Regions from separate parts of the Homo sapiens genome. Here regions 1 and 3 are each linked to region 2. The links are chromatin loops, found by intact Hi-C in ENCODE. Cell type or tissue: HCT116. All regions are shown on one strand. Each heading gives the region's core, and the rest is flanking DNA. Links, peaks and the distances in the headings are about the cores only.

Region 1 (11,532 bases), core at 3,427-8,426, 560 kb after region 2:
GCGACACAGGGAACCACTGAGGGTCAGGATCAGACCAACGAACATACAAATTTCTTTAGAGGGGGCATGTGGACAGCTATGCTGAACTCCCAGTCATCTGCCTCCACAGAACCTCTTTACACACACAAAGACAGGCAATTGCAGTATCTAAATGACCATATAAATTGCCATTTCTTTCCTTTTCTTAAAGACACATCCTGAGACACTTATGAAATCAAAGTGGAACATATGGTTTTTTTCCCTTTAAAAGCACTGCTTGTCCTCTGTCCCTCTCTGCCAACTCTCTTACATTCCCAACAACATTATCTAACAGTCTTTAAAGGACAAATGCTCACCTCCCCTCTCCACTCAGGGAACAGGAAGAGCCAGAGAAAAACAACTGATGGAGAAGATGCCCTAAGGTTGAATATTTCTTCCCTTGGGGGAGCTGAACGTCCAGAGAAAACAAATTAAATTATCCTCCTTATCCTTGGGCTGTGACATCAAAGTGGACATTATGTACCAATACCCCCTTGCTTTGTTTCATAACCTCAAATCAAAATTAATCTGTTGTCACATTTGTTTATGGTGACTAACAAAAAGCCTGAATTATTCAAGAAAAGCAGTTTGGGACACAAGAACAGGAAGAACGACCTAGCAACCACAGATCATTCTTTTCCTGCTTTCAAAGGAGTAACATTTCCCATCCTCTATTTCTGGAAGCCCTAGTAAGGCCTTCCACTCTGCTGTCTGAAGTCAAGTTTGAGTGCCTAGAGAGAAGAGAATCCTTGTGTTGCAGGTCAGTTAATCTGGAGCAGGTCCTGCACAGTCTCTCCTATGCATTTATTTAGCCAGGGAGCAGTTATTAAGCACTGATTTTGAGTCCAGACCTTACCATACATTTTTTTTCATTCATACAGTTATTGGGAACTTGACTTTTGAATTGCTGGGAAGTCATTTATGAAAAGGTCACAGTCACTGCTTTTGAATAGCTTTAGTCCTGTCATGGAGGAAACAAATCAACAGCCATATATGTGACACAGTTTGGTGAGCACTATAAGGGACCTGCATAGGGTGCCATAGGAGTATACAGAAGGAGTCTCAAGGGCAGCCATAGGCAATCAAGGAGGAGGAGAAGGTGGCATCTAAACTGAAACTGGGGGAACTGCATACAACAGGTAGGAGTTAGCCTGGTGAAGCTGGTGGGCAATGTCCTTCCTGGCAGGACAGCAGAGCAAAAGTTGGGAACTGTATTATGAGTGTAGAGAGCATTGGGAGGTGTCTTAGTCACCTTGGGCTGTTATAACAAAATATCATAGCGTGGGTGGCTTTTAAACAACATAATTTTTTTCTTACAGCTCTGGAGACTGGAAATCTGAAATCAGGGTGTCAGCATGGTTTTGCTGAGGACCTTTTTCCGATTGCAGACTGCTGACTTCTTTTTGCATCCTTACATGGTGGAAAGGGCATGAGAGAGCTCTCTGGGGTCCCTTTTATAAGGACATTAATCCCATCCATGAGGGCACCATTCTCATCACCTAATCCCCTCCCAAAGGCCTTACCTCCTAATACCATCACATGCGGGTTTAGGATTTCAACATAGGAACTTGAGGGGATGCAAGCATGCAGTCCATTGCAGGAGGCAATGTGAAACCATTGAAGAGTTGTAGGGAAGAGCACAACCTGATCAGATTTGCATTTTAGAAAGCTGTCTCTAGCTACAAAAAGTTGACTATGAAAAGGCAAGCCTGGAGGCAGAGCAAGGTAGTTAGTGGTCTTCATGCTTCTTATAAAGGACGGTGGTGGCTGGCTGGAAGGTAATAGAGTTGATGAGGTAGAGAAATTAATGCCTTCAAAACATATTTAGAAGGAGGAGAAACAAGATCGGCTGGCTGATTAGATGAGGAGGGGCAGATGTGGGAAAGACAGAGGCCAAATACAGAGCCTCTGCCTTTCAGGAGCTTAGAGAATGCTTGAGAGAGCATAACCTGTAAATGTAAACCATGTACATTTCAGGCAGTTCAGTGTAGTGGTAAGAATTTGGGCTTTGAAATCAGTCAAACTTGCTTTGAATTCCTGTCATATCACCGATTAGCCACATGATATAGAAAGATTACTCGAATGCACTGCATCTCAGGTTCCTTATTCCTTACAGGTGGGTTATGTGTGTTCACATGTGAAAAGTATGTGGCACCCAAGAGATGTTCTAAAAATATTAGTAAATCTTTCTATGGAATGATAATCATCATCATAATATACTTATTACTGTAACACTAGGAAAATAGTAGTCATTATTATATAAAACCATGAAAAACATTTTTTGGGGGATCAAATGTACATTAAAAAGTTATTTTTTTTTCTCTTACAAGTTTCCGAGTATCAGAAAACTCCCTCTATTGTGCAGTTAGGAAACTAAATAGAAATATGTATCATTTTTCTGAATATCTGTGGGTAATAGATTCCATACCTCCTTGGATCAACAGTTTATACCTGTTGACGAAAAGAGTCAAACTCTTTAAAATATTGTAAGAGATTTATTCTGAGCCAAATATGAGTGACCATGGCCCGTGACACAGCCCTCAGAAGGTCTTGAGAACATGTGCCCAAGGTGGTCAGGGTACAGCTTGGTTTTATGTATTTTAGGGAGGCATGAGACATCAATCAAATACATTTAAGAAATACATTGGTTTCATTCAGAAAGGCAGGACAACTCAAAATGGGGAAGGCTTCCAGGCTATACGTAAATGTAAACATTTTCTGGTTGACAATTAGCTGAGTTTATCTGAAGACCCAGGATCAAAGGAAATGTTCAGGGTAAGGTAAAGGATTGTGGAGACCAAGTTTTATTGTGCAGAGGAAGCTCTCAGATAGTAGACTTCAGAGAGAGCAAGTTGTAAAGTGTTTCTTATCGGACTTAAAAGGGTGCTTGGCTCTTAGTTGATTATCTCCTGGATCTGGAAAGGAAGGAAGGAAAACAAAGGGGGAAAGGGATTCTCTATAGAAGGCGGATTTTTCCTACAAGAGACTTTGCAGGGCAATTCCAAGGTATGGCAAGGAAATATATTTTGGGGTAAAACATTTTGACTTTTTCCCTTGTTATGTCAGAATCAGATTGAAAAGTAAGCCATGATATACATGGTTAAATAAAACCCATCTGATGAGAGAATTTATGGTTTGTAGGGCATGACTCCCCAGACCCCTTAGAAAGGAATTTGGGCAAGATTAAAACAAAAACAAAAACAAAAACAGAGCTTAGTCCTCATTCCTATAACGGTCTGGAAGTTCTTCCATGTATCTCACCACAATCCCTCTTGCTTTGTTTTAGCCTGTTTGCTTTTGCTCCATTCCCTTAGATTTCTTCTTGCTGTTCTAAGTGTAGTTACTTTCTTGTCAGGGAATGGTTTATCAAATTATCTTGCACGTTTTTGCGCTGGGACTTTATATTTCTCTGATTTCCTGGTTCTGTCTAAAGAATATATTAACTTATTTCTTAGAATTGGCATGGTTTTCTCTATACACCGTGCTCATTACTTTTCTATTTAGAGAAAATATTTATTCATTTAATTTCTTTTTCAGAAGATTCCCTTCTGGTTTTATTTTGATGGCCTAATTTCAATTTGTCTCCTGGATCAAAGTATGTGACTTGTGTTTGTTTCCATGTAAAACATTGCCCAAGCCAGCATCAAGGAGTTCCAGGGAAGCCATTCCAGATCCTCGATAGGTGGGAATGTTTATTCTCGCTCTGTGTTACAGATAGGAACCTGAGACAAATAGAGGTGCCTGATTGATCCAGAATCACCTAGCTGTCAGATACCCACACAGAATTGATCAGACAGAGGAAGCTGGCTGCTCCAGGCATACTGCAATGGATGGAATGTTTGTGTCTCTCCAGAATTTATATGTTGAAACCCTAATCCCCAATGTGATGGTATTAGGAGGTGGGGCCTTTGGGAAGTAATTAGGTCATGACAATGGAGCCCTCATGATGGGATAAGTGCCCGTTTAAAAAATTGATACGAAAATACAGTTAGATAGTAGGAATAAGATCTACTGATCTGGTAGCACAATAGGGCAACTATAGTTAACAGTAATTTATCGTATACTTCAAAATAATTATAGAAGTGGATTTGGAATGTTCTCAACACAAATAAATGATAAATGTTTAAGGTGATGAATATCCCAATTACACTGATTTGATCATTACACATTATATACTTGTAACACATGTATTCCATAAATATGTACAACTATTATGTACCCATAAAAATTTTAAAATAGCATATTCTCAAAAAGAAAAAGAACAGACACGAGAGAACTGGCTTCCTCTCTGCACCATATGAGGATAAAAGAAGATGACCATCTGCAAACCAGGAAGAGAGCCCTCACCAGTAACCAAGTAAGTTGGCACTTAGATCTTGGTCTTCCAGAACTGATAAATAAATGTTTGTTATTTAAGCCACCCAGTCTCTGAAAATTTGTTACTGCTGCTGGAGCTAAGATAGTGGACTGCACAATTTTCTATCTTTAGATGCCTTCAACCTCTTTCTCAGGGGGGTCTGCTAGCAGCCCTTGCTGTCTTCTATGTTTTCTTCTTCTGATCAAATCTGCCTCTGAAAAGGACCTGGTCTACTTTTGGTATGTATTTCAGAGAAGGTACTACTCCTCTCTGGGTTACATCCTTACGTGTATTTATAAAATGGAAGGGGCTGTTCCCTGTGAAGGAAAAACAGGCACTAACAAGCTGGTAAGGCAGCTTAGTCGGGGGAATGGTCTGGGCCCTCCCAAGAGCTCTCCAAATGCTGCCATGTTGTAGCCATATATTCTGACTCTGTCCCTACAATCTCATACACACAGTGCATGAGGCTGTGTAGTCAGATAGACACAGTCTCCACACCTGGGCCTGCCCAGAGATTGCTGGGAGACCTTGGGTGGGTTACTCTGGGCCACAGTAACCTCATCTGCAGTCTGGTGACAGCAATCCTTATTTTACAGGATTGGAAGAGAACAAGTGTGGAGTTTCCAGGCTAGCATAGTGTCCAGATTGCAGGGTCTTATAAATGCCTTTCCTCCCTGCTTCTAAGTCAAAACCTGTGAGCACGCCATGTTTTCACTGAAGTTTCTATTTGTAGTTCTAGTTCCTGGGGTATGAAGAAAAGAAAAGGAAAATGATTTGGGGATGGCTGCAATTTGTAACAAGTCAGTGTGCCACAAGACATCTTGGATATGCTGCCTGTAGTGGGTTGAATTGTGTCCCCCCAAAATATATGTCCAAGTTCTGGCCCCCAGTACCTATGAATGTCACTTTATGTGGACACAGGGTCTTTGCAGAGGTAACTAAGTTAAGATGAGGTTATTCTGGATTGAGAGTGGGCCGTAAATCTAATGATTGGTGTCTGTATGAGAGAAAGGAGAGGGAAGATTGAGACACAGAGACACAGTAGAGAAGGCTGTGTGAAGATAGAGGCAGAGACTGGAGTTAGGTTACCAGAAACCGAGGAATGTCTGGGGCCACCATAAGCTGAATGGGGCAAGGAGGGATTCTCTCCTAGAGATTTCAGAGGGAGCATGGCCCTGCTGACACCTTGATTTTGGACGTCTGGCCCCCAGAGCTATGAGAAAATAAATTTTGGTTGTTTTAATCTATCAAGTTTGTGGTAATTTGTTACGGTAGCCACAGGAAACTAGTACGCTGCTTAAAAGGAGGACATTTATTCAGGCATCAACATGTCCAGAGAAAACGGCATGCGTATTTGCTAGTATTTTCCCATCTGGTGTGTCCAGAGCATCAGGAGAGGCAGGAACCCTCCCAGCAGCCATCTGGTCTCTCTACCTGGCTCCAGGCAGAGCTGGCACCTGTACATAGATGGTCCCATCCCATGCCCAGGTTGCATGTGATAGAATTTCTGACTGTGATGTGTTACATGCGGGCATCTGTGTGCCTCCTCATATGCAGGTAGAATAAACACACTGCCCTTTAAATGTTCTCCAAGCAAGGTCTGGCCCAAAGCACAATGGCAGGTGTGGTCATTGTATTTCCGCAGGTGCATGAATTACCACTTAACACAGTGTTAAGAAATAGCTGATTTTCTTCTTTGACTAAAAGATTTCTTGAAATTGCTTTGATAAAATAAGATCAACACTAATTCCCTTTTTATGCATTGTGCCTATCAATTGAAATGGAAAAAAGAAAGCCACTGCCAACTTTCATTTATTTAAATGCATGGATAGATACATGCAGATATTTATGATTTCTCCCTAGGATTCACAGATGCAAATGGAAAGGAAAAGTCGCAATGCTAAGTGTACGTATTTTGTGGGGAAGACAAATAAGAACAAAGCGCTGCTTGCTCAGATGGACAGCTCTGTGTCTCCGCCTACAGGGCTCTGGGTGTCTGTGCACCAGGGGGAACCTGAAGTGGCCGCCTCTTCACAACCTCTATTCCATAGACAGTTGCTTACCCCACCCCTTGTCACTGGCATAAAATCACTTGAAATATCTAACACCTAAAATTGCTAAAATGCACAGTGGACCTATGTAACAGCGATTTATGCCTATGAGGGCCTGCATCCAAAATGAACAAGGAGAGAGCTGGGCTGCTGTCAGTGTTATTGTGGCTCATTGTCTATGCACAAACTGCAGTGCTACAGAAGCAGGTAGCATTTATGGCCTTCTGTTTGTTTGCTGTCACTTTGGTACCTCAGCTCTGAGGTTTCCTTTGAGGAAGAGGGAGTGGAATGTATGGAAGTTTTGACAGAGAATTTAACCTCCTCTTCTTAGAGAGTTTAAGGGGCTACTCTCTAGAATGATCCCGTCTGACATTTAGATAACACTGGATTCTGTTCATCTCTTGCAGAGGAACTTACCAGCAGGGCCTCTGTCCAAATGCAGGAAACATGAACAGAATCCCCAGCTTGCTTTCTCCCACAGGACTCTGAGAAATAATCATCCTGTACATGCTCCCATTTGACGCCTTTTAATGGAACAAATTCACCATTGGAAATATGCAGGAAGTTGATTTCTTTTATATTTTGCCATCTTTAACCAATCCCTGGATAGGTTTTCAAAATCTCATTGAAGAGAAATATTTGGATGAGATTGGGGAAGTGGAACTCAGGTTTCTCTTGGTATTTATAATTGGGTAGAATCAAGGAAACCTAAATGGCCATAATGTTTTACCTTTACCCTTTGCTATGGTTTGAATGTGTCCCCCTCAAAATTCATGTGTTGGAAACTTAATTCCCAATGCAGGAGTGTTGGGAGTTGGGACCTGATAAGAGGTGATTGGCTCTGCTCTCATGACTAGATTAATGTCATTATCATGGAAGCAGGTCAGTTATTATGACAGTGGGTTGTTATAAAGTGAGTTCAGCCCCTGGTGCCTCCCTCTGCCTTGAGCACTGGTTTCACCTCTGCCTTCTGCTGTGGGATAACAAAGCATGAAGGCCTTCACCAGATGCTAGCACCAGCCTCTTGGACTTCCCAGCCTCTGGAACCATAAGCAAAATAAACTTCTATTCTTTATAAATTACCTAGTCTGTGGTATTCTGTTATAGCAGCAGAAAACAGACTAAGACACTCATGAAATATATATAACAAACCAGCGTTATGTGCACATATGCACAAATGCACTCATACTGGAGGATACAGTGAGTGTTTGAGTTTTTATATCTTGTAGTTGTTCATGCAAGATGGTTTATGGAGTTGAAATTTGTCATCCATATAAGTAATGTACTACTTGAAATTGGACAAAGTATGGAGAAGAGCCTTAAAAATCATTGAAAAAATGAGGTGAGCTTAAAAGAATTTAATATGTGTAGCTCAGGGAAGCTGCTGTTTAGGAGAAGTGGGAATGTGCCTCTGCTTCAGGACTGTAAGTCCCCAAAGAGTAATTTGCAGGCAGTAAGAAGGCACTACAGAGAAGGAAATGGGCAGAAAGGAATTGAAGTGTGTCTTAGTTTGCTCAGGCTTCCATAACAAAATATCACAGACTAGGTGGCTTAAACAACAGACATTTATCCTCTCATGTTCTGGAGGCTGGAAGTCCAAGATCAAGGTGCTGGCTGATTTGGTTCTGGTGAGGGTTCCAATCTTGGCTCACAGATGGCTGCTTTCTTGCTGTGTCCTCATATAGTCTCTTCTTTGTGAGCAAAGAAGAAAAAGAATGAAAAAAACAAAAAAAGAAAGAAAAAAGAAAAATAAGAAAAGGAAAAAGAAAGAAGAAGAGCAAGAAGAAGAGCTCTGTTATCTCTTCTTTTAAGGACCTGCCCTGATTTAATTGAGGTTAAATAACTGTATGACTTCATTTAACCTTAATTACCTCCTTGTAAACCCTATCTCCAAATACAGTCGTATTGGGGATTAGGGTTTCAACTTATGAATTTGGTGGAGAAACAATTAATTCCATAGTAGAGTGGAAGCTATAGGCAGTAGAATGACCTCCCAGGGAAACAACGGGGACAGTGATGCTATTCCTGAGGAATTAAAAGTGCATTGGGCTGGGCCAGTTCCACAATATGCTGTAGGAAGGGCTTCCTTCCCTCCTGGCCCTTTGGAGATGTGAGGAAGGGACTGACAGACTAAAAGCTTTAGGTTGCTTGGGAGATATCGTCTGATAAAAACTTTAATCTGGTAACCTTCCTCTCTCTTTCTCTCTCTACCTCTCACTCTCTCTCTGTCTGGCTCTCTTAATGGAATGCTAGTGTATTCTTATTAGGAAGATAGAACTTGGTTAGGAAGGAAGGAAGAAAAACGGCAGGCAGGCAGGCATTGGAGCCAGCAGGACTGGGAGATCACAACCACAATCTCCTGGGCAAAAGAAAGGGGAAATGAGAAGCAGTGCTTTCTCAGTCATGCGAGTAGTTACTGGCAGTTTGTTCTGGCCAGCAGAACTTCTGATATCATGGCTATTGAATAACTTATCATCAAAGTTTAATGTGAAACCAGGTGACTGATAACTAAATCTAGGAACAGAAATAGAATCTTCATTTTTTCTGCCTGAAGAAACTTTTTTCTGTCATTTGATTTAAAGGCCAAAGGCTATTCACCATACCACTGAGAATTATAAAACCTTTATGAAAACTCATCACAGTGTTGAATTGAATGTGTGATAGAGAGGAAAGCTGGGATAATTTCAATCCTTACCCGACCCATCTTAATAAGGTAAAGACTCCTGTGAAAGCTACCATACTCAACGCAGTGAGATCACAGCATAGCCGATTTTTTTTTTTTTTTTTTTTTTTTTTTTACCTCTTTCTAGGTTGAATGGAAATGAGGCAGTAGCCAAAGGGGATAGAAATAAACGTTCTTCTCTTACTGTGATTGTGTGGATCTGATGGGCTTTTCAAAATGGCACATGGGTCAGTGTTTCTTGGAGCCTGGACTAGCATACCCTCCCGGCATCTTAAGAGAAACAATCTCCAGGCTTGGTAGAAGTCCTTGGCTTTCTTGCTTAGAAATGTCAGAAGCCAATGAATATTTACATCCCCATCTCACCTTTGCTCTGATTTGCTAATCTGATCCTTATCAAATTAGGCCAAAAGGAAAGCAGTTAGAAACTTGAACTTCCATTGTTAGATAAGTACCAATCTCTACATTAAGAGCTATACAGATACTTGTAAATTTCTCACTGGGACACAGAATTGGTACATATCTCCAGGTGATCCTCTTCTCTCAGCATGTATATTCTTCTCTCATGTAGAAATCAGTTGCTTTGATGGTCAGAAAGAGACAAAGAGAAACAAATTCATCAGTCTGTATTATATCACAGTAGAATACAAGGCTAGAAAGTAGGTTCAACCCTGTTGGAACCCAGCCGGTCTGCTGCCCTCGCTGAGTTTCAGGGTCCCTGTCTGCATATCTGGAAAATAAGTTCATCTTTCCTAAAGACCCATCCAATCTTTGATTCTATAATCATAAGTAGGGTGATAAGATTTTATTTCCTACTTAGAGGGCCACCTGGAGAGTACATTCTGCTTTAATTTTCTGTTTTGGTGATGGGGAATTTGGAGCCATGCATGGTTATGAAAGGCCCAGAGATGGAATCTCATCTCTGATTCAAGGCTTTGGTTCCTGGCTTCCTGCTGTATTACTTCAATGAAACCAAACCTTTTAGGGCATATGTCTGCACATATTGGCCTACTCAAAATGCCATTCTATCCTGGGCGAGGTGGCTCACACCTGCAATTCCAGCACTCTGGGAGGCCAAGGTAGGAGGATGGCTTGAGGCCAAGAGTTTGAGACCAGTCTGGACAGTATAGTGAGATCCAATCTCTACAAAAAATAGAAAAATTAGCTGGGCTTGGTGGCATGTGCCTGTAGTCCCAGCTACTTGGGAGGCTGAGGTGAGAGAATCCCTTGAGCCCAAGAGGTTGAGGCTGTAGTGAGCTATGATCGTACCACTGTGCTCCAGCCTGGATGACAGAGCAAGACCCTGTTGCTTAAAAAAGAAAAAAGAAGCAAAATGCCTTTCCGAATGATCCCATTGACTGGGCAGAAATGTTACATTGTTAAAATATTTTGTGCCAGCCGCAGTGGCTCACGCCTGTAATCCCAACACTTTGGGAGGCTGAGGCGGGCGGCTCACCTGAGGTCAGGAGTTCGATACCAGCCTGGCCAACATGATGAAACCCTGTCTCTACTAAAAATACAAAAAAAATTAGCTGGGTGTGGTGGCGGGCGCCTGTAATCCCAGCTACTCGGGAGGCTGAAGCAGGAGTTTGAGACCAGTCTATGCAAAATGGCGAAACCCTGTCTCTACTAAAAATAAAAATTAGCCGGGCATGGTGGTGCATGCCTATAGTCCTAGCTACTTGGGAGGCTGAAGCAGGAGAATCGCTTGAACCCAGGAGGTGGAGGTTGCAGTGAGCCAAGATTGCACCATTGCACTCCAGCCTGGGCAACAAGAGTGAAACTCTGTCTCAAAAAAAAAAATTTTTTTTGCACAGTCTTCTCCATGAGATTTATACTCCTAGAGAGCAGAGATAACAACAAGCCTATAAGGCAAGGTAGTATTGTTTTATTTAGTGCCTGCCTATTACCAAAAGAGTTTGAAGCAGTTTATACTAAAAACATAAGAAGAATAATCTTAGAAACCCAGGAAGAAAATTTGGGCAGAGAAGTCTCTGGGAAGCATCCCAAAACTAATGGCTACTGAAAATAAACCTCTCTAAACCCTTCTCTGTCTTTCTCTCTCCTTTCTTTTTCTTTCTCCTTCCCTTCTTGATTTGTATTGTGTTTTCTCAATTAATTATTTTCTCTTTCCTATCCCTTCTTTTTTTCCTATTTGGTTTCAGACGAATTGAGCCAGGTTTCTGAAACCTGAAGCCAAAAGCACCTGTATTAGTCTGTTCCCACACTGCTATAAAGAACTACCTGAGACTGGGTAATTTATGAAGAAAAGAGGTTTAATGAACTCACAGTTCCACAGGCTGGACAGGAAGCATGGCTGGGAAGGCCTCAGGAAGCTTACAATCATGGCAGAAGTTGAAGGAGAAGCAAGCACCTTCTTCACATGGCAGAGCAGGAGGAACAGAGAGCGAAGGGGGAAGCACTAC
Region 2 (9,190 bases), core at 1,566-6,565:
GACTGGGCACCTAGTGGATGAGGGGAGTGGAGTGAGGGCAGGGCTCAGACAGATAAATAGATATTTATATATAATATATATATATATAAACAGCAAAGACAGGGTCTCCTGGCTTGAGGGGTGGAGACCTAGGGTATAGGGGTGGGAAGGGGGGCAGGCCTTCTCCTGAGCTCTTGCCCCCCCCAGGTCCTCCTGGGCTTCACTGACCTGTAGAGACAAAAGACACAGAAAGGAGAGGGGGTCTGACATGGGTGGCGCCCTCAGATAGGGGTTGGGCTGTTATGCCTTTGTCCTGGCTTTATGTCTTTTCTTCTTTCCTGGAGCCAGCTTCATCCCAGCTGCCTCTGCTGAGAAGATATACCTGACCTTGCCCCCACTGGGTTAGGTACCAAAGAGATTACAGTCTCCTTCCTCCAACCAAAAAAATAGTCCCTTAACAGGTACTGTTCTAGCCATTTGTGATAAACTATATTGAGCAAAACAAAGATCCCTGTCTTTGTGGAGCTTATACTGAAGCAGAGATAGACTTCACACAGCGAACATGATGCATGAGTGGATTATCTCGTATAACATAGGGTGACAATAATAAGTGAAATGGAAAAAATAAAGTGAGCTGGGCATGGTCGCTCACACTTATAGTCTCAGCTACTTGGGAGGCTGAGGTGGGAGGATCACCTGAGCCCAGGAGTTCAAGTCTAGCATTCCTAAAGTGCTAGGATTACAGGCGTGAGCTACCACGCCCAGCCTGCGACAGGGCAGAGTTCTGACACAGGAGGACTGTGGCCTAATTTAGGATTTAACAGAATCCCTCCAGATGCTGTGAGTAGAACAGAATGGAAATGGAGACCTGAGAAGAGGTCTGGGAGAGATGACAGTGGAAGATGAAGGATATATTTTTTGAAGGTAGGACCCACAGGATTTTTTGATGAATTAGATGTGGGATGCCCTTTCCATCCTGGCTAACCCAGTGTCAGAAGCTACCTCCATCCAAGTATTGCCACCTTCTTGCCTTCCCCCACTTTTTAGCCACCCCTTAGCCTTTTCCTCCTGCCTTTCCTCCCCTATATCCTCCCTCCTATCTGAGGGAAATCTCACTTCTCTTTTTCTTTTTTTTTTTGTTTTGAGACAGAGTCTCGCTCTGTTGCCCAGGCTGGAGTGCAGTGGCGCAATCTCGACTCACTGGAACCTCCGCCTCCCAGATTCAAGCGATTCTCCTGCCTCAGCCTCCAGAGTAGCTGGAACTACAGACGTGCGCCACCATGCCCGGCTAATTTTTATATGTTTAGTAGAGACGGGGTTTCACCGTGTTGGCCAGGCTAGTCTCGAACTCCTGACCTCAGGTGATCTGCCCACCTTGGTCTCCCAAAGTGCTGGGATTACAGGCATGAGCCACCTCACCTGGCCTCTTTTCTTTCTTTCTTTTTTTCTTCCTTTCTTTCTTTCCATTTTTTTTTTTTTTTTGAGACAAGGTCTCGCTCTGTTGCCCAGGCTGGAGTGCAGTGGCAGGATCATAGCTCACGGCAGCCTCAACCTCCTGGGCTTAAGTGATCCTCCCACTTCAGCCTCCTGAGTAGATGGGTCCACAGATGCATGCCACCACGCCCGGCTAATTTTTGTATTTTTTGTAGAGGTGGGATTTCATCATGTTGCCCAGGCTGGTCTCGAACTCTTGGGCTCAAGCGGCCCGCCCGCCTCGGTCTCCCAAAGTGCTGAGATTACAGGCATGAGCCACCAAGCCCCGACCCTCACTTCTCTTTTAAGGCCCAGCAAGAAGGCCGGCAAACCTTTCCAGGACCCCACCCTATCCCTCTTCCTCCTTTGAAATTCCACACTACTTCCCTCCCCTCCAGCGTTGGGGAGAGGCGGCAGATCTATCCCCTCCTCCCGGATTGGTGAGCTCGTCTGACCTTCAAGATCCACGCCCATTTACCCTCACCATCTATTGGCCTTATCACCTATTGGCTTATCAGTCACTTCTAAGACCCACCTCCTCGTCGCTTCCGTGGCTCTTGCGCTCCGCTGATTCGCCACTGCGCAAGTCCCCCGATATTCCCTCCCTTTATTGGTTGCTCTGCTTCTCTCCCCCCGCCTTTCCGCCGAGTTGCCCTTCTACCTCCCTCCCATTGGCTCTTCATTCTGTCCATCTTGAAGCACCATTCTTCTTTTCTCCATTCATTAGCTAGTTTTTCAGCTCTTAGCAGGTAGTTCTGCCTCTTGATTGGCTCCTTCAAACTTCAGTCCTTACTTGCCCCAGTAAACGCCTTACGTACTCTCTACCCCTGACTCTTATTGGTTCACTGACCCGCTCGTCTCCTTCCTTGTACCCTCCTTGGCCGCACCGCTCGCCGGTCACTCACCAGACTACATCTGATTGGAGAAGGAGGTGGGTGCACCCTGCGGGCCGTAGCCTTGCTGCCCATAGTCGCCCTGAGGCCCGTAGCCACTGCCACCGCTGCCGGCTGGTTGACCATAGTCAGGCTGGTAGCCGCCCTGAGGCCCGTAGGAATCCTGGGGCCCGTACCCGCCGGGGCCCTGCCCGTAGCCTGCATCGCCGTAGGCGTCCCCGGGTGCCGGTTGTTTCTCGGGGGCGCCGGGAGGCGCGCGCAGGAACGGGGCGGCCCAGCCTGTCTCCTTAAACACGAACCACAGGTTGCCGACCCAGAGCACCAGGTTCAGGAAGCCGAACACCTGCAGGGAGACAAGGCTCGGCTGTGGTACCCCGCCCATTGCCTTGGCGGCCCTGCGTGCAGGAATGAGCATGCGGGGAATGAATCCGTAGGCTCCGCAAGGTGGGGGTTTCTGAAACCCAGACTCTCTGAGTCCCAGTGCGAGAACGTCGATGTGCAGAAAAATCACCTCTGGCGGGGTGGGCGTGTTAGAAGAATTTGGAGCCCTGGGGATGCTGCGATCTATCAGTATTACATATACAATTATTTACATATTTGCACATATACACATTATATACACATTTATGCATGTTTAAAATGTAAATTTGTAATATATTCATAGTAAAATGTAAGGATACAAACTTATTAAATATAGCTATACCACTAACATGCATCTAAATAAATGTAGATAAAATATATGTATAAGTGCACATGTATAAGATATATGAAACTTGCATAATTTTTTTTTTGAGATGGAGTTTCGCTCTTGTTGCCCAGGCGGGAGTGCAATGGCACGATCTCGGCTCACCACAACCTTCGCCTCCCGGGTTCAAGCAATTCTCCTGCCTCAGCCTCCCGAGTAGCTGGGATTACAGGCATGCACCACCACACCAGCTAATTTTGTATTTTTAGTAGAGATGGGGTTTCTCCATGTTGGTCAGGCTGGTCTTGAACTCCCGACCTCAGGTGATCTGCCCGCCTCGGCCTCCCATAGTGCTGGGATTACTGGCGTGAGCTACCGCACCCGGCCACATAAAGTAATTTTAAGACATAAAACACTTTCTGTACCTTTCCTTATATGCCAAGCCCTCTTCTAAGAGCTTTACATGTTATAAGCTCACTTAAAATTCAGTTTTGGGCAGGAAATACTATCTCCATTTTACAGTTGAGGAAACTGAGGCCCTAGAGGCTAAGTTACCTGAAGTCTCACATCCAGCAAGTGACAGGAAAGAAAAGTTGTAATCTTAGCATCTGTAACCCTTGTATACGACTTACCTTGTGCCAGGCCCTTTTCTGAGCACTCCGTATTCTTAGTTCAATAAATACTCAACTTTGGAGCAGGACCTATTATTAGTCTTCGATTATGCATGCTCAACTGAACCTTGAGAGGCTGTGACTAGTTTCAGGTCAGGGAGCTTGCAAGAGGTAGAGCTGGGATTTGAGCGCAGACAGTCTGACTCCAGCCAGTAGGGGGCATCCAAGTGGGGAAACATTTCAAGTTTTTCCTTCATTTTGCACATGAGGAAACTGAGGTCCCAAGAGGGTGCTGAGTTGCTTATTTTACATGTCTAGGCTGGGTCTGGGATCCAGGTCTCCCAAACCTGTCATGTTCCCCCTTTGGGGACAGTCTGTGGTGTCACAGTGGTTACAATTGCTAGCTCATCCTTCAACGTTGTTGTTGGCACGCGTTCTTCAGGGACACCCCTTGGATCTCCCCTGACTCTCCTCTTATTCTCCCACTCCACCACTCCCCATGCCGGACTGTACTGTTTTCCACTCTCCCTCCTCCAGCCAGCACCCAGGGCTTACCACCGAGGTGTTGAGTCCCGAGGTCACAGGGTCTCTCAGCTCCTTGCATGTGTTCCCTGTCTGGCGGCAGACAGGCATCTCCTTGATAATGTTCTCTGGGTCTGTGGCCATCTTCACATCTGACAGCCCCTTGGCCCATGCCGATGAGCTAACTAGCCACATGAAGGCGAACACAGCCGTGGCCAGAAAGTCCTAAGGCAGGCAGGGGTGAGGAAGACAGCACTGTGAGTGGACTGCTTCACGCTAGGCCCTGGGGCCTCCTCGGATCACAGGTCCCCCAGAAGAGGCCTGTCTCTCCCCTGCCTTTTCAGCTCTCAAGCCCACAACACTTTCACCTGAAGGTGGCCCTCCCAGCTTGAGCTTGTGTGTGTACATGACACAGAGGATGTGGGAGTGTGATTGTGATATGTGGCTGTGGGTGTTGGGGGGAGGGGAACTCTGGGATGATTTCCGAATCTGTGGAAAGTAATGTGTCTTTCTACTTTTGTCTGCATGTGGGAATTTTTGTCATTTTGTGTCTAGGCTGAGGGTATGTGAGTACAGTGGTGTAGGAATCAGTGTGTCTGTGTGGCATGATGACAGGCATGACTGTCACAGCGAACCTCTGTGGGCCTCTTCCTTTGATCTAGGCTGTGTAGTTGTGTGAGAGTGGGAAGGTTCTCAGGTGTGGGCCTGTCTGGGATTCTGCATAGGCTGTATGTCTCCGTGACTCTATGACTCTGTGTCCCGGATGCCTGGTGTGGATTAATAGCAGCAGCAACTATATGTGTGGCTGTTATGGTGGCTGTTTGCATGTGGGCCTGTCTGGGATTTGGTGTGGTCTGTGAGCATGGCTGTGTCCCTGGGGTTCCGTGTCCCCATGGTCCCTACATGCAAGTGGCTGTGGGGACTCACCAGCATGGGCCCTTTGTTATTCTCTCGGTACTTGTTCTGCAGGAAGATGTAGGTGGCCAGAGCCCCCATGGAGTAGAGGAAGGCAAACACGGCCACGGTGACAAAGAATTCGGCTGACGAGGAGTAGTCCCCAACTAAGAAGACCTTGGTGGTGCCCCCTCGGCAGGTGGGTGCATCAAAGTACACTTGGTGCAGCCTGCAAACAGAGGTGGGCAGGTGTGGCCCAGCCCCTCAGAACACCCTCAACCCTCCAGCCCAATCATGGGTCCCCCCATTTCTGACAAGGCCCCAGGAAGAGGAGGAAATAACCATTCATCGAGCACCTACTATGTACCAGTCACATTTCACTGATTGCTCAAAACATCCTGGTGAGATAGGTGTTATTCATCCCTCACTCCAACCCAAGCACTCTGGCCTCTTGATTATTTCTAGAACTTGCCAGGCATCCTCCCTCCCTAGGATCTTTGTTTGTACTGGCTGTTCCCTTTGCCAGGAATGCTTTTCCCCTAGATAGCTTCGGGTCTTACTCCCTCATCTCCTTTTTTTTTTTTTTTTTTTTTTTGAGATGGAGTCTTGCTCTGTCACCAGGCTGGAGTGCGGTGGCACAATCCCGGCTCACTGCAACCTCTGCCTCCCGGGTTCAAGCGATTCTCCTGCCTCAGCCTCCTGAGTAGCTGGGATTACAGGCATGCGCCGCTACGCCCAGCTAATTTTTGTACTTTTAATAGAGACGGGGTTTCACCGTGTTGGCCAGGATAGTCTTGATCTCTTGACCTTGTGATCTGCCCGCCTTGGCCTCCCAGAGTGCTGGGATTACAGGCGTGAGCCACTGCGCCCGGCCTCCCTCATCTCCTTGAAGCTTTGCTCAACTGTCACCTTCTCATTGAGACCTTCCCTGATCTCCCTACTTAAAATTAAATTGAAACATTCTCTCAACCAGCACTTCTTAGCCTGGCTTCCTTGCTCCACTTTTCTCGATAGTAGTGGTACCCATCTGACATACCAGGTATTTTTTTTTTTTTTAATCTTGGTTTTTGCTGTAACTACAAGAGGGCAGGGCTTTTTCCTGTGTTTTCACCTCCGTTTATCTCCAGGCCCTGGAACAGTGCTGGCACCTAGCAGACACTCAAGAAATGTTTATCAAATGAAATGTACAGAGGCGGAAACAGAGGCTCAGGGAAGTGCATTAACTTGCCTAAAGTCACACAGCTGGCAAGGGAATGTCAGAGTTGAGATCTGAACCTTGTTTTCTCCCTATCTCATGTTGACTTTTCTCCCCCACCCCAGTTCAGGTCCCCGAGAGAAAAAAATGTATGCATAGCAGAGGAGAGGCCAGCGACTAGATAACAGGAAAAGACAGACAGAAAGAAAGGAGGGTAAAGGGATCTTGGAACAGGGTGTGTGTATGTGAGGGAAGAGGGGAGGTGTCCTGGGACTAAGGCCTTTCCTGTGGTGTGATGGAGGAGAGGTGGGGGTTGTAGAGAGAAAATGTCTGTGGGAGAAGTTCTGGAGCACAGTCTCAGATTGGAGGCCAGGATCCTGAGACTGAGCAAATGGTGCCAATGCCTTTGTGTAGCAAAGGCCCTGAGGGAAGAGGCTTGCACTTATTAGTCACCTACTAAGCAGTTTACATAAATGTCTCATTAATGACAGCCTCCAGCAATTCTCTAAAGAAGGCATTATTAGACCCTTTTTACAGATGAATAAACAGAGGCTTAGCAAGGTTATTACTTGCCCAAGGTTGTACAGCTCCTAAATGATGGAGCTAGGAGTTGCATCTGGGTTTGAGTTTCTGTTTCTAGTGGGCTGGGTCAGGAGAGGGGGTCCCTAAGAGGGAATGAGAGGTCCTTGGGTATTAGGGCAGTTTGGGAGGGATTTTGCTCAGGGGGACCCAGGGCCAAGACTGTTTTTCTAGGGGACTTGTGGGCTAGAGCCTTAGGACCCAAAGTTCTAGACATGGGAGGCGTGGGGAGGGGGCACAGGGGATGGTTGTGGTCTTGTGGATCCCCAAAGGACTGGCTCTAAGCAGTGTCCCTTGCTGCCAGCTCCCCCTCCTTCCCCAGACTCTTTTCTCCCTTGCCTTTGTGGACCCATGGATACCTGGCTGCCCCTCTGCCTCTCAGGCCACACTTTCCCGGCATCTCCTCTCTTTTCCATCATTGCTCAGGGCCTGTGCTAGGTTTTCTTCTACTTTCACTCTTCCATCTCCCCACTGGGTGATCACTTGAGCCTACATTTACCCTCAGTACTCGAAGACCCCCAGTTTCCAACTCAACCCCTGTCCTCTTTCCTGAGTCCCTTAAATTTATTTTACTTATTGAACAGACACTGATGGAGCACTTATTGTGTGCCAGGCACTGTGCTAAGCACCTGATGAATATTAACTCATTGAATGCTAACCACGACCCTGTGAGGTAGATATTATTAGTATTCCTTTTTACAGATGAGGAAATTGAGACCCAGAGTGGTTATGTGATTTGGCCAAATAGTGGGGGAGTCTCAGAAACCTGTGCGGGGATTGTGTCTGTGGGTCTCTGTCATCCCACCCTGCAGGAGGTAAACATCATTGTGAGGGTAGTGCCCATGCCAGCCGTGCTCATTCTTGTGCACCTAGCACCCAGTGTATTGCCCGGCACACAGTGTGAGCTCAATAAATGTCAGAATTGTTTAATTGGGTTTAATTTTTCCCTATATCTAAGCAGCACCCCTCATTATTCTATTCTCTACCATAAAACCCTACATGAGGATCTCCTCGAGTTTCTCTCAGTCTGCTATTATCCTCTTTGTTAATTTATTTGTTATAATGTAGGCTCCATGAAGGTAGGGAGTTGGGTCTGGTTTTTTTTTTTTTGGAGATGGAGTTTCGCTCTTGTTGCCCAGGCTGGAGTGCAATGGCGCGATTTCGGCTCCCAGGTTCAAGTGATTCTCCTGCCTCAGCCTCCTGAGTAGCCGGGATTACAGGCATGCATGACCACGCCTGGCTAATTTTGTATTTTTAGTAGAGACGGGGTTTCTCCATGTTGGTCAGGCTGGTCTCGAACTCCTGACCTCAGGTGATCCGCCCACCTCGGCCTCTCAAAGTGCTGGGATTACAGGCGTGAGCCACTGTGCCTGGCGGGAGTTGGGTCTGTTTTAGTTACTATCATGCTTCCAGCACTTTGAGTAGTACCAGATATAAAATAAGTTCTCAAAAATGTGTATAGAATGAATGAATGGGGATTAAATAATAATATTGGCTAACATTAATTGGGTACCTACTGGGTTAAGGTATGTATATACACCTGTCTTACTTTTGTATCTTGTTTATTGCCTGTCCCTTACCCCTTCGCTGGAACAGAGCCAGAGGGCCACAGCCTATGTCTGCCTTGCTCACCACATAGTCCTAGAGTCCAGAGCAGTGCCAGGTACAAGGCAGGTGCTCAGTGATCCCAGTGGATGTAGCCTCGAGGTGGGAGCTGGGCAGGAGCTACTTGCGGGGGGAGGTATTGGCCGGTTCCACCCTGCCCCTTCCTCTCCCAGGTCTGTTGGTATCCCAGGGTGGGAGCACACCTGAAGGGGTACTCGAACTCGACCTCGATGCTGAGGTCACTCTCGGTCTTGTTGGCACAATCCACGCTCAGCTGGAGCTCCCCACTGTAGCTGCCGCATGTGGCAAAGGCGAAGATGGCGAAGACCTTGGGCAGCAGGGATGGGGATGGCCACAGTGAACCTGTGTGCATGTGGGAGGGAGGTGCCCTCCTCTGGACAGATCGGGGGCCCAGCACAGGCAGCAGCAGATGGAGCAGTCCCCACCCCCACCCCCTAATCAGGGCTCATCGGGACCAAGGACAAGCTGATTACAAGGGTATGGCTGTCTCTTCCTGTTTCTCTCTCTGTGTCTCTCTCTGTCTCTGCCTTTCCATGCTGACCTCCCTCTTCTCTGTTTGTCTCTGTTGTTCTCTGTGTATCTCACTGTGTCTCTGTTTCTCTCGGTATCTCTGTTTCTCTATGTGTCTTTGTCTTTCTCAGATGTCTCTTTGTCTCTCTGTGTCTCTGATCCTCTCTGCCTCTGCCTATCTGATCTGTCGATGTCTCTTTTTGTCTCTTTTTTCTCTGTCTGT
Region 3 (11,532 bases), core at 2,614-7,613, 650 kb after region 2:
TGGCCTCCAACCATGTAATTTTTATCATCTAAATCAGGACACTTTTGAGAGGGAAAGGGAATGCTATGAATACAACATCAGGTTAACAGGTGCCAATGAGACAAATGGCCACCCTGGTATAAAGAATCCACATAAAGATTTAACTAGATCAATGAATTATTTTTGCACTTTTGCTCAAAGAGACAAACCAAATGGAATGGCATTCTTTGACCTCTCTTTAGTCAGCTAAACAATTCCTTAGCTAATATATAATTAGCAGAAAGTTTTTAGTCAATACATTTGAGTGACACTGTGTTTGCTTGCTTGTTTTTTGCTTCTTGGACTTTTTGTTTGATTAAAAAATCAAAACAAAACAAAACTGAAATCAGTGGCTGTTTTTGCCCTCTACTTAAAATGATCTTTAAATGGGCTCATAGCATTTAATCTGTTCTGGCTTGAGAAGTCTTTGTTTCCTTGTACCACTAGAGTGAGGCATTTTAAAAATTAGTACACATATGCCTGAAAATGTACATTAGCATAGAAGTCTATGCAGTGGTTAGCGTTCTGGTTTTAATTTCATCTTAAGAAACCAAAACTAGTGTTCTTTGTGTGCTTTTAGTGTCATCTCAGTAAAGTTCTGCTAAGTAATGAACTCAACTGTTATGTTTATATTTTAGGAGATGGGCAGCCATAAGTTAAAAAGAAGACAAGCTGAAGCTACACACATGGCTGATGTCACATTGAAAATGTGACTGAAAATTTGAAAATTCTCTCAATAAAGTTTGAGTTTTCTCTGAAGAAGTCATGCGTGTCTTTTGTAAAATTTATTCCTAGGAAATTGACACTATTGTAAATGGTATCTTTAAAAAATCCTTGTGTTCTGTTTAGAGCTGGTATATATTTTTGTATACTGATTTTGTGTTGGGCAACATTGCTAAACTTGCCTATTCTGTTGGTTTATCCCTACGTCCTTTTGGATTTTCTCCATACACAATCATACCACATGTAAATAATGATAATTCTGTTTTTTCCTTTTGAGGCTTTGTACTTTCATTTCTGGTCCTTATGACACTGGCCAGACCCCTCCAGTACAATGTTGATTAGAAGTGATGATGATGTGAATTCTTGTCATATTCCTGATGTCAAGAGGGAAACTTTCAACATTTCACTATGATAGGTTTTAAAAATATATGTAGATTCCTTCTATAGGTTGAGTATACCTAATATGAAGTCCTCCAAAATCTGAAACTGTTTGAGTGCCTCCGTGATGCTCAAAGGAAGTGCTCATTTCAGATTTCAGATTTTCAGATTATGGATGTTTAACCAGTAAGTATGATGCAAGTATTCCAAAATCTGAAACAGCATTTCAGGGATGGTATACTCAACCTGTATTAGATTAAGGACTTTTCAAAAAATTCTTAGTTTTCTAAGAGTACTTACCATGCTCACCATGAATATATGTTGAATTTTATCAAACACTTGGTCTGCATCTATTGAGGTGTATGATATTTCTCCATTAAGCTGTTAATATAGCATTCCTAGAATAAGCCCAATTTAATTTGTGATATATTGTCCTTTTATGTATTACTGGTTCCTTTTCCTAATGTTTTGTTTAGGATTTTTGCACTTTTGTTCACGAGCTTGACCTATAAATTTTTAATACTCACTCCATTCAGGCCTTGGTATCAAGGGTATTCTGGCTTCATAATATGAGTTAGAATGTATATTCTTCTTTTATTTTTCCATATAGTTCAGCTAACATTGGAATTCTTTCTTAAATGTTTGATAGAATTTGCCAGTGAGGATATCTGGACCTGGAGTTCTCTCTGTAGGGAAGTTTAAAATTGAATCAATATCTTTAGTCACATTAGGACTATTTCAGTTTTCTATTTCTTCACTTTGGGTTTTATTTTTCTAGGATTTTGTCCATATTATCTAAATTTTTGTTATACAAAATAGTCCATAATATCCTCTCTTTATCCTCTTAATGCCTGTTTTCATTCATAGAACTGATCATTTGTGTCTTCTCTCTTGTATTCTTGATCAATGTCAGGGTCTTTTCAAAATAAACTAACTTTTGGCTATCCTATTTTTGTTTTACATTTTGTGAATTTTGGCTCCCACGTTTATTCTTTTACTTTGTGTTTAATTTGCTGTTTTTAACTCCTTGAGATAGCTGTTTAGTTCATTAATTTTCAGTCTTCTTTTTAATGTATACTTCATAACTTTCTCTCTAATGAGGGCTTTAGCTGCAGTCCACAAATTATGATATTTAGTATTTTTGTTATTCAACTCAATATTTTCTAATTCACATTATTTCTTTGAACGATAGATTACTTGGAAGTGTATTTCTTCCAAACATTTGAACACTTTCTAGCTGTTGTTGTGTTACACAGTATAGATAACTGACAATATCTGTTTACAAAAGATACATCCAAAACATAAAAATTTACAGAAGTTGAAAGTAAAAGGATGGACAAAAGATATTCTGCACAAAATAATTAAAATAGGCTTTAAGGCAAATGAGCATTACTAGGAATAAAAAGGGGTATTTCACAGAGAAAAGGTTCAATTCACTAGGAAGATTTGATTTTAAATGTGAGCCTAATGTGGTTTCAAAATATGATGGGAAAATTGGCAGAATAGGAAAAGAAGTTGGTAACTGAGAGAATAAGCAGACAAAAAGCAATAAGGAGGTGGGGCTCTTCCTTACTGGCAAACTAAGCACTTGGCTTTGTCTGCCTTTAAGGTAGCCTAACACTGATTCTTACCCTGAGGAGGGGATGTGGAGCAGACCTGCTGGTGAGCTCCTGGTCTTTCCTTTAGGTTGTACTCCTCCCAGTCCATCACCAGGTATTGGAACTGCTGTAGGTATGCAAGGAAATCTAATACAACCTGGACATCATTTTTACTTTCTACATGTGTCACCTGGTGGCAAGAGAGAGGTGGCAGATAGAAGGGAATGGCCTCATAAACTGGGTGCGTCATCACAGCAAGGAACTAGTTTTAGAGATTCATTGCAAGCCGCAAAGGGCAGACATTTATTGAAAGGATGCTGGAATGCTTCAAGCTGACTCAGGAAGGATGGGGCCCAGGGCGACCCTCAGTTGTATGGGAACCACGCTTCCTCCTTTCAAGGGCTCCTGATTCCTGAGGACCAACTCCTGCTGCTAACCCTAGGAGGCCTCCCCATCCCCTCCCTGGAGGAAGGGGTCAGGTGGAGAGCTGATGTCCCGTGCTGAGCAAGGAGAATGTTGCTAGGGTATGTATACTCAGGCAGCACAGCCACACAAGCCAGACAGCGTGCACTAGGCTACAGCCAGCCACCACCAGGACTCGGGGACTGGACTCTTCCTAGAACACTCTTTCTCCTCCGACCCATGTCCTGATGCCTGCCCTGGGCTGCACTCTCTGGGACCAGCAGCTACAGCCCGACACCCTCGAGCCATGCCCCAGGTCTGAGCCACTTACTCTGGGCACACTCTTCATGGGCTTTGGGGTCCTGCTGCCCAGTGCCAGCAGCCCCTTGGCACAGGGGTTCCCAGAGGCCCCTCAGCCCCATGTCCAACCCCTTCTCCCCGCTGGCAGCTAGCTCCACAGGCTTCTTTCCACTTCCACCTGCTGCCCACCTGGGGACGCTGCCAGGGCTTAAGGGTCTTGGGACTGTGTCCTGTAGTTTAGGCCCCCTCTCAGCTGTAGGGGAAGTGCCAGCTGTAGGGATGGACTTGTCATGCCTCATCCCTCCAGCTGGCCTTGGAGAGAAGAGCTGGATTGTGCCCCCGGGCTGCTCAGCATCTGCTGGGCCAGAAGGCTGGCTGCCAAGCCATCAACCCACCTATGGCCTTAGGAGCCCAGAAGGAGACAAGGAGCAAGCCCAGACCCTGCAGAGCGCTGATAAGATGGGCCAGGGACATGCCTCTCCAGGCCCAGCAGCCTTGGGAGCCACAGCCGCTTCGGAGCTGGGGTCCAGGCCTCCCCAGAACTGCAGCTGGAGCTTCATCCTTTTCTGGGAAGGGCAGGACCTGGGGTGGGAGGGGAGACTGGGATGGGGCTGGAGGCAGGCTCGGCTGCAGAAAAGATGGCCTGTCACAGCTTCTGCCTGCACTCCTCAGGCAGGCTCCTTGGAGGGGACATTTCACAGCCTCAGAAACATTTCTGGAATTGGCACCCACTTGGCCCCCAGCTCTGTAGTGGCTGGGGGAAGCCTGCATGGAAGAGGGGAAGAATAAGGGAGGAAGATCAGAGCTGTAAAAGGGGATACAAAGCCTGTACTCTACGACCATTGTGTCAGGCACAAGGTACTATTCCAGAAGCCTTTGCTGAAGTGCAATGGATAGTACCCTGGATTGGGGATCAAAAGAACTGAGTTGGCTTTTGATTCTACTTCTGAAAAACTTTGTATAATAACATGTAGATGATCCTCTTTGAGTCTTAGCTTTATTGCTTGTAAAATGCAGATAATTCCTCCCTCCCAAGGATTCTATATAGATTGAGATAAAAAAAGTGCGAATGTGCAAAGTAAACATCTAGGCCTGTCCTAAAGGCACTGTGAACGTTGGTTGCATCCAAATCTGAATTTTGTCTGGGACCAGGGTCAGGGACCAGAATACACCAGAGCTGAGGGCCAGCCCTACCTGAGAACCATCAACAAACTTACCCCACATCCCATTATACCTCCTCACTCCCTGCAGCCTGTCAGCTTCCCCAATCTCCCACACTCACTGTCACCTGGGGCTCTGGTGCACCAGATGACACTACTTGCTCCCTGGTACACAGGTGAGTGCAGCCAGTGTCATACCCAAGGCCTCTAAATGAGGTCCACAGGCAAGAGCCATCCCAGCCCACATCTGATATCCAAGATGCAATGCTAAGTGGAAAAAGCACTGTAGAACAGTGTGTGGAATATGGTCTTGTTTATGTGTGTGTGTAAGATATAGGTATAAAATATACTTCAATATTCATAGAAAATTTATGGAAGAATACACAAAAATTGTTAACAATGGTTATTACTAGTTCTACAGGGATGATAAACAGGGAGGGGTGAGGACTGTATCTTTACTAATTATCATCATTTGAATATTTTTGCCATGAACATGTGTTACTTTTATAATGTAAAAGCACTTAAAATCAAAAGATGTAGATAGTAAATTAATATGTAGATATAGATAGATGATAGATGGACAATAGCGGTAGATAAATGATATGAAAATAGCTAAAAGCTAAACCAGACAGATATATCTGTGCATTGGTTTCCTCACGTGAAATGGTACCTATTTCATAGGATTATTGTGAGGATTAAATGACTTCATACGTTCGAGTCCTTGGAACAGTGCCTGGCACACAGTAAGTGCTCAATAAATGTTTTCTTTCGGATAATACTGGTGTGGAGATGGTGGAGGAAGACAGGCTGGCTCGATGTGATAATCTCTTTCGCCATCTTGTGGTCAGTGGGGCACAGGCCACACAGCAACATTAATGCCAATTAGCAGCATGGGTTCACTTTGCACGTTTTCAATCCTCTTCATAGGTAAGTGTAGGAGTTCAGGCCTTAGGGATGGAGGACCTAGGACTTTTAAAATCGAAAAAGAGCTTAAAGAAATAAACAAATAACTTTACAAATGGGTAGCCAGAATAGGACTTAGAGACCCCTACTCTAGTCATCTTTGACACCAGATGCTCCTGATCCCTAGTCCTGTCAGTGTCAAAAAGAAAGCAAATTGGCGGTCCCCTGTTTTTTGTTTTGTTTTGTTTTGTTTTGTTTTGTTTTCAGGTTCCTCTTTTCCTGTCAGGCTTCTTAGTTGTATCAACAGAACCAATTTTAGCTTACCCAGAAAAGGGATTTTTGAACACCTATTGAGTAGCTCAGGGAAACCTCAAAAAGGCCAGAGAATCTGGTTTGGGAGCTAGGTGGCCACGAGTTGCAATCCTACCCCCTCTGCGGACAGGAGCTACTGAGGCTGAGTCCAGCACCACTAGGATATCTCTTACAGTTGTTTGTGAAAACTCAGTACGGCTGCTTGTGAAAACTCAGTGTCTCTCTGACACTGTCACCAGGCATAGCTTCTTCTGTTCTTCTGATTTCCGCTGGTCTCTTCACGTGTTTCTCCTGATTCAAAATCTGAATGGGGAACATCTAATTGGTGGAGCCTAGGGCTCACACCTCTCCTCTAGGCTGAGTTCTGGTTTCCACCTTAGGGAGGAAGGACTCTTTTTTTTTTTTTTTTGGAGACAGATTCTTGCTCTGTCACCCAGGCTGGAGTGCTGGAGTGTAGTGGCACAATCTCAGCTCACTGCAACCTCCTGGGAGGAAGGACTCAATGCAGGGCTTCTCCAAAATTTAAAAGGGCTATTCAGAAGAGCCTGGGTAGGACAGGGGATGATGATGCTCTGACTTTGGGAAAACAGCATTGAGCATGTGTGCTTCAGAGTCCCACATCCCTTCTCCAGGTCCTGTCTATCTAGCTGTAGGTTCTACATATGACCCAGGCAGTACTGGGAATCTAGGTCTGTTTGACTCAGTGGTCAGGCCGGGTATGGTTGCACATGCCTGTAATCCCAGCTACTCGGGAGACTGAGGTGGGAGGATGGCTTGAGTCCAGTAATTCAAAGCAGCAGTGAACTATAATCATGCAACTGCACTCCGGCCTGAGTGACAAAGCAAGACCTGCCTCTTAAAAACAAAAAAATGGTGGTCAGACTCCATATTGATTATTAGGGGACAGGTCATGGTGATACCAGATGGAAGGATTTTTTTGGACAGGGAAGTCCATGGGGGCGGTGGGGCACAGGTTCCATGGCCGACTGGTTTACCACTGTATTCAACAGCAGCTAGCTTGGTGCCTCAATACATGACTGAAAGAATGGTGGAATAAGAGAACAAACTAAGCTGGCCACCTTCCTTCTGTAGTTGTAAAATTTCACTGACACTTAGGGCCCCTAATTTCGGAAGAAACCTAAGAGATGTGTTTTGGAGGTGTCTTGTTAGATAAGGGAGATCAAGAAAGGTAACTCCACTCATACCAAGCTACACCTTCACGTAGGGTTTCTGACTCCCATCCAGGAGGTGACTCCCCTCCACATTTAGTGTCTCCACTCAGAGGAAAAGAACAATCAAGTGTGTGCTACAAGATTCTACTGTCCATCCACACATTTTCTTTCTTTCTTTCTTTTTTGCAACAGAGTCTCACTCTGTCACCCAGACTGGAGGGCAGTGGCAGGAGGCTCACTGCAACCTCCGCCTCCCAGGTTCAAGCGATTCTCCTGCCTTACTCTCCTGAGTAGCTGGGATTACAGGCATGCAGCACCACACCCGGCTAATTTTTGTCTTTTTAGTAGAAACGGGGTTTCACCATCTTAGCCAGGCTGGTCTTTAACTCCTGACCTCAGGTAATCCACCGACCTTGGCCTCCCAAACTGCTGAGATTACAGGCGTGAGCCACTGCGCCCGGCCCATCCAGATATTTTCTTGAAACAATTCTGCACTTAGGACATATTTCCAGGAGAAATTGATGAAACATTCCCATAGTGGAATTGCTTGAGATTGCTGGGCCTCAAGGTCTATTGGAATCTAACTTCAACATCCAGCTGATGGGTCAGCCTGCGGCCTCCATATTTCCTTCTATGAATCAATGATGGCAAGTGCCCATCTCTGGCCACGCCAGCTGAAAGGCACAGACCACCAGAGGGAGCAGGTGTGCCTCTTCCATGGTGGAACATGGCACTTCCTGTTTGCCGCCCCCCCCAACCTGCCCTGCTCTGGAAAACACCACTGTTGCTTAGCAACAGGGAAGGCAGTCATCCAGGGCCCCATGTTTCTATCAGTCACCAACCCAAGTGAGACATGGAATGTAAAGGCCTGCCTTCAGATCACATCTACTGTAGCACTTTGGAACTTGCTGGCCACTCAAAATGTGGCCTGTGACCCTTCAACATTTCAGGGGTCCCCAAGACCACCCAGACATTCAGTGAATTAGCTAGGACTCATGGGACTCAGTATATTATTGTACTCATGGCTGTTATTACAGCAAAAGGTTATACAATATGATCAGCAAGAAATAGAAAGAACAGGTGGGGTCTGCAGAAGTCCACGCACAGGCTTCCTCATGCTCTCTTTCTCCTGTGAGGGGGCCCATAGAGCACATCCTTCCCCAAGAATGAAAATGCACAATATGTGGGTAATGTTTTGCCCAGGGAAGCTCACTTAGTGCCCCAAATTTTTACTAGGGTCTGGTCATTAGGCACCCCCTGCCTATTATGTACCCAAGTTCCAGACTCTCGGAAGGAAAGCAGGTGTTCAGAATAAACTACGTTGTTGGTACAAACTGGTTAGGCACTGTGAACCACCCTTCTCAATTAGGGAACATGTCAACTGCTGTCTTAGTTTTCTATTGCTGCCATAACAAATGATCACAAACTTAGAGGCTTAAACTGTATAAATGAATCGTCTAACAATTCTGTAGGTCAGAAGTCCAGCTTAGGTCTCTGGGCTGAAATCAAGGTGTTGGCAAAGTTGTGTTCCTTTCTAGAGGCTCTAGGGGAGAATCCATTTCCTACTCATTCCAGGTCGGCAGAATTCAGTTTCTTGACATTGTAGGACAGAGGTCCCTGTTTCCTTAGGCTGTCATCTGAGGGCCATTCTCAGCTTCTATAGGCCACCACATTCCTTAGCTTGTAGCATTTTCCTCCACCTTCAAAGCCAGAACAGTGAGTCGAATCCTTCTCAAGTCACATCTCTCTGGCCACAGCTGGGAAAGGTTCGCCACTTTTATGGTCTCCTGTGATTGGATTGGGTCCACCCAGTTAATCCAGGATAATCTTCCCATCCCAAAGCCCCAACCCTTAATCATGTCTACAAAATCCTTTTTGCCATGTAAAGTAACATATTCATAGGTCCCAGGGATTAGGACGTGGACATCCTTGCATATCCAGTATTTTGCCTACCACAAGTGCCAAGTTCCTAGATGCCAGCCAAGGGTCTTTCTAAATATAACAGTCTCAGGGATGCTATGTTAACTCTTTTCTGCATACTCATGCATATCTAAAGGAAGGTGACATCATGAGTGATAGGGGATACCCTCTTCCAATATCTTGTAGCCCCTTTCATGCTTAAAATGTCTTGGACTTCATAAACAACTGGACCCGGGGCTCAGCCCACAAAGATGCCTTATAACCCAGATTCCAATATGGCATACACATTCTGACCTTGGGACTGCGCAGTGCTATCCCTTTCCTGCTTCAACCTGGACAGGAGCCAACGTCTAGGAAACTGTTAGGTTACGTTCTCTCAAGCATAGGACTTGACAGAAAATATATTTCAGTTTAAATTCTTAGCTATGTACCAAGAGCAAGTTATTTGTTCTCTGTAAGTCTCATTTCCTCATCTGCTTCCAGGTATAACACACTGTCTTATAGATTTAAATGACAGAATACATACAATAAGGTATGTGTAAGGCAGTGCTTTCCAGATCACAATGGCTAGTGTGCTAGGAGATGGAACATCCAGTAGGAACAAAAACAAGACTAAAGTCTCCTGTTTCAACATGGAGCTTCCTCTAGGGGGAGAAAGAAGAGAAGAGGCAGAGGTTCACTTTTAGGATCTGCCTGGGTCTTTTTTTTTCCTCCTGAGCTCATCACTTTATTGACAAACTTATTTCTCCTTCTTCCTGTGAAGGTGTGATATTGTGAATGATTAACCTTTGTTTTTCACCCCAAGCTCCAGCTTGCCCTTGTACTCTTGGCCCTGCTGCAGATGACAGACCCAAGGCTTCTGCCCCAGGGTAGAGTTATTTCAGCAGAAATGCAAATAGAATCAAAGAGCCCAAGATCAGCATTTGAGTCACAGAAGAGATTTCAGAAAATGTACACTGAGAAAATAGAACTAAACGAAAGGCTTTTTGAGTTGGAAGATCTTAGGTCTTTTGAATACCAAGACATAAGGACCTGGCCTATCGACAGGCATACAAGGATATATGGTTTGTCCAAGGGACTTCCAGCCATCTAAGACTAGATAAAGCTCCCTTACACTAAAGGGAGGGCTGAGAGGGAGGCAGAGAGATACCGATGACATTCAAGGCCAGGGGATTTCAACCTCCATTTTAGACTATGTTGAAATCTTAAGGAGAATCAATCTCTCTCTCTCTCTCTCTCTCTCTCTCTCTCCTCTCCTCTCCTCTCCTCTCTCTCCCTCCTCTCTCTCTCTCTCTCTCTCTCTCCTCTCCCTGCTCCCGACTGGTTTGGGTTCCCTTTCATTTCATCTCCAAATATCACAATGGTATTCCCTGGAGGGCAAGAAAGACTTTTAGTCTGGGCCTTGGGATTGAGGAAATAGAAGAGAATCTGTGGTGTTTACAGACACTAGCACCATCCATTAGGGTAGGAACAGTAAGAAAGCAAAGGTTTGTGTCAAAGACTTGAAGTTTTCCTAGTGTGGGTCTTCAGAAAACCACTTTAGGGCCTCTGAGAAAAAAGACACTGCCATACTGGCTTGGTAGTGAGAGTCAGGTAAAGACCTCATTCCTCCCATTACTGGAACAGCCATGAGGTCTCCTGACAGCAAGGTGACAATGTCCAGATAACAACAGGTGAACAAAATAGCCCTACATACCCAGAGACAGAGCCACTTGCCTTGGGCCCAGCTGTTCACTAAGTCATCGGGTTCTTCCATTTCAGTGCAAGGGTGCCTAGCCAATGTAGTGAGCAAAGGTTGATTTCAAGATTGAATTTTGAGGGATCAAAGTTGGAGCAGGTCAAAATTATTAACAACTCGGCGATGCCCGATCCCTTCTGCCTGCAGCTACTAACACTGCATGGTTCCTAGCTTAACAACCCTCTGAATTTTGGGGAAGCTTCCTGTAAACACTAAATAAAACAAACAATATGTCTTGAGAGCAGTGTGTATTATGGTTAAAAGCAACTGAATATTGTTCCTCCAGCTGGGTTGCATGAATGCATATCAGGGGAACCATGAGTCCCATTGAATTACAGGCAAACGTACTATGCCAGGTGCTTTTCATGCATTTTTCAAGGGAGAAGAGATATAGCGTAATCAGATTCTCAGAGGGGTCTGAGTCTTAAGCCACTGTTGCAATGGGGAGTCTTGGATTTGTGCTTTATTAACTGTGTGTCCTGTGAAAATTCATAGGGAACCCCCATGTCATATTTTCCTGCCAGTAGAGTGGAAAAAACCAATATCAACCCCATAACATTATTGTGGGGAATTAATTAAAAGATGCTTTATAAATAAATTCGTTTTAAATGAGACGTTCATGTGTTCCCTTCCCCATCCCCCAATAAATAGCTCTATTAAATAAAAGGCAACCGGTTGAGATTTTGGATAACAGAGATATGTATTTTTCAAAAATGTATGTGTACACAGTTTATATATGTGGAATAATGATGTGTCTAATCCTGTATTTTTTCAAGAATCATTTTCATAGATTATTTGGCATCGTGTGCTTTAAAATAATGATGATGATGATAATGATAATTCTTTGCACTTGCATAGCCAGTAGTCCTCTCATTTATCTCATCGGTTGTTGACAAAGCCCTCCTCTT

The links. A loop is a pair of places that touch in the nucleus more often than their neighbours do. Peaks named below come from ENCODE experiments on the same cell type or tissue, not always from the same donor. Only the 100,000 strongest peaks of a DNase experiment are listed, where the experiment ranks them.
Region 1: it touches region 2 in a loop (12-fold over the local background); 14 of 110 quality-filtered maps call a loop at or near these places.
Region 3: a loop joins it to region 2, with 6 times the contacts of the local background. A loop is called at or near these places in 3 of 110 quality-filtered maps.

The regions. Positions count from the first base shown.
Region 1 is chrX:49,748,079-49,759,610 of GRCh38, forward strand. No RefSeq gene overlaps it. Among named protein-coding and RNA genes, the nearest start is that of PAGE1, 58 kb to the left of the region's middle. In HCT116, for the core only: a CTCF peak has its summit at 6,358 (motif pointing right); a DNase peak (open chromatin) is centred at 6,353; H3K27me3 peaks cover 2,361 bases.
Region 2 is chrX:49,189,076-49,198,265 of GRCh38, forward strand. It overlaps SYP (synaptophysin), which reads right to left. Exons shown (of 7, transcript NM_003179.3): 3 at 8,640-8,764; 4 at 5,091-5,286; 5 at 4,197-4,388; 6 at 2,358-2,688; 7 at 1-207. The coding sequence ends at 2,362. Among named protein-coding and RNA genes, the nearest start is that of SYP-AS1, 5.2 kb to the right of the region's middle. RefSeq lists a silencer at 1,169-1,248, an enhancer at 2,088-2,157 and a cis regulatory region at 4,313-4,833. In HCT116, for the core only: a CTCF peak has its summit at 3,852 (motif pointing right); a DNase peak (open chromatin) is centred at 2,076; H3K4me3 peaks cover 1,642 bases; H3K27ac peaks cover 1,123 bases.
Region 3 is chrX:49,833,190-49,844,721 of GRCh38, forward strand. PAGE4 (PAGE family member 4) reads left to right here. Exons shown (of 5, transcript NM_007003.4): 5 at 657-1,075. The coding sequence ends at 673. Among named protein-coding and RNA genes, the nearest start is that of PAGE4, 9.7 kb to the left of the region's middle. RefSeq lists enhancers at 2,978-3,478, 9,577-9,871. In HCT116, for the core only: a CTCF peak has its summit at 5,427 (motif pointing left); a DNase peak (open chromatin) is centred at 5,402.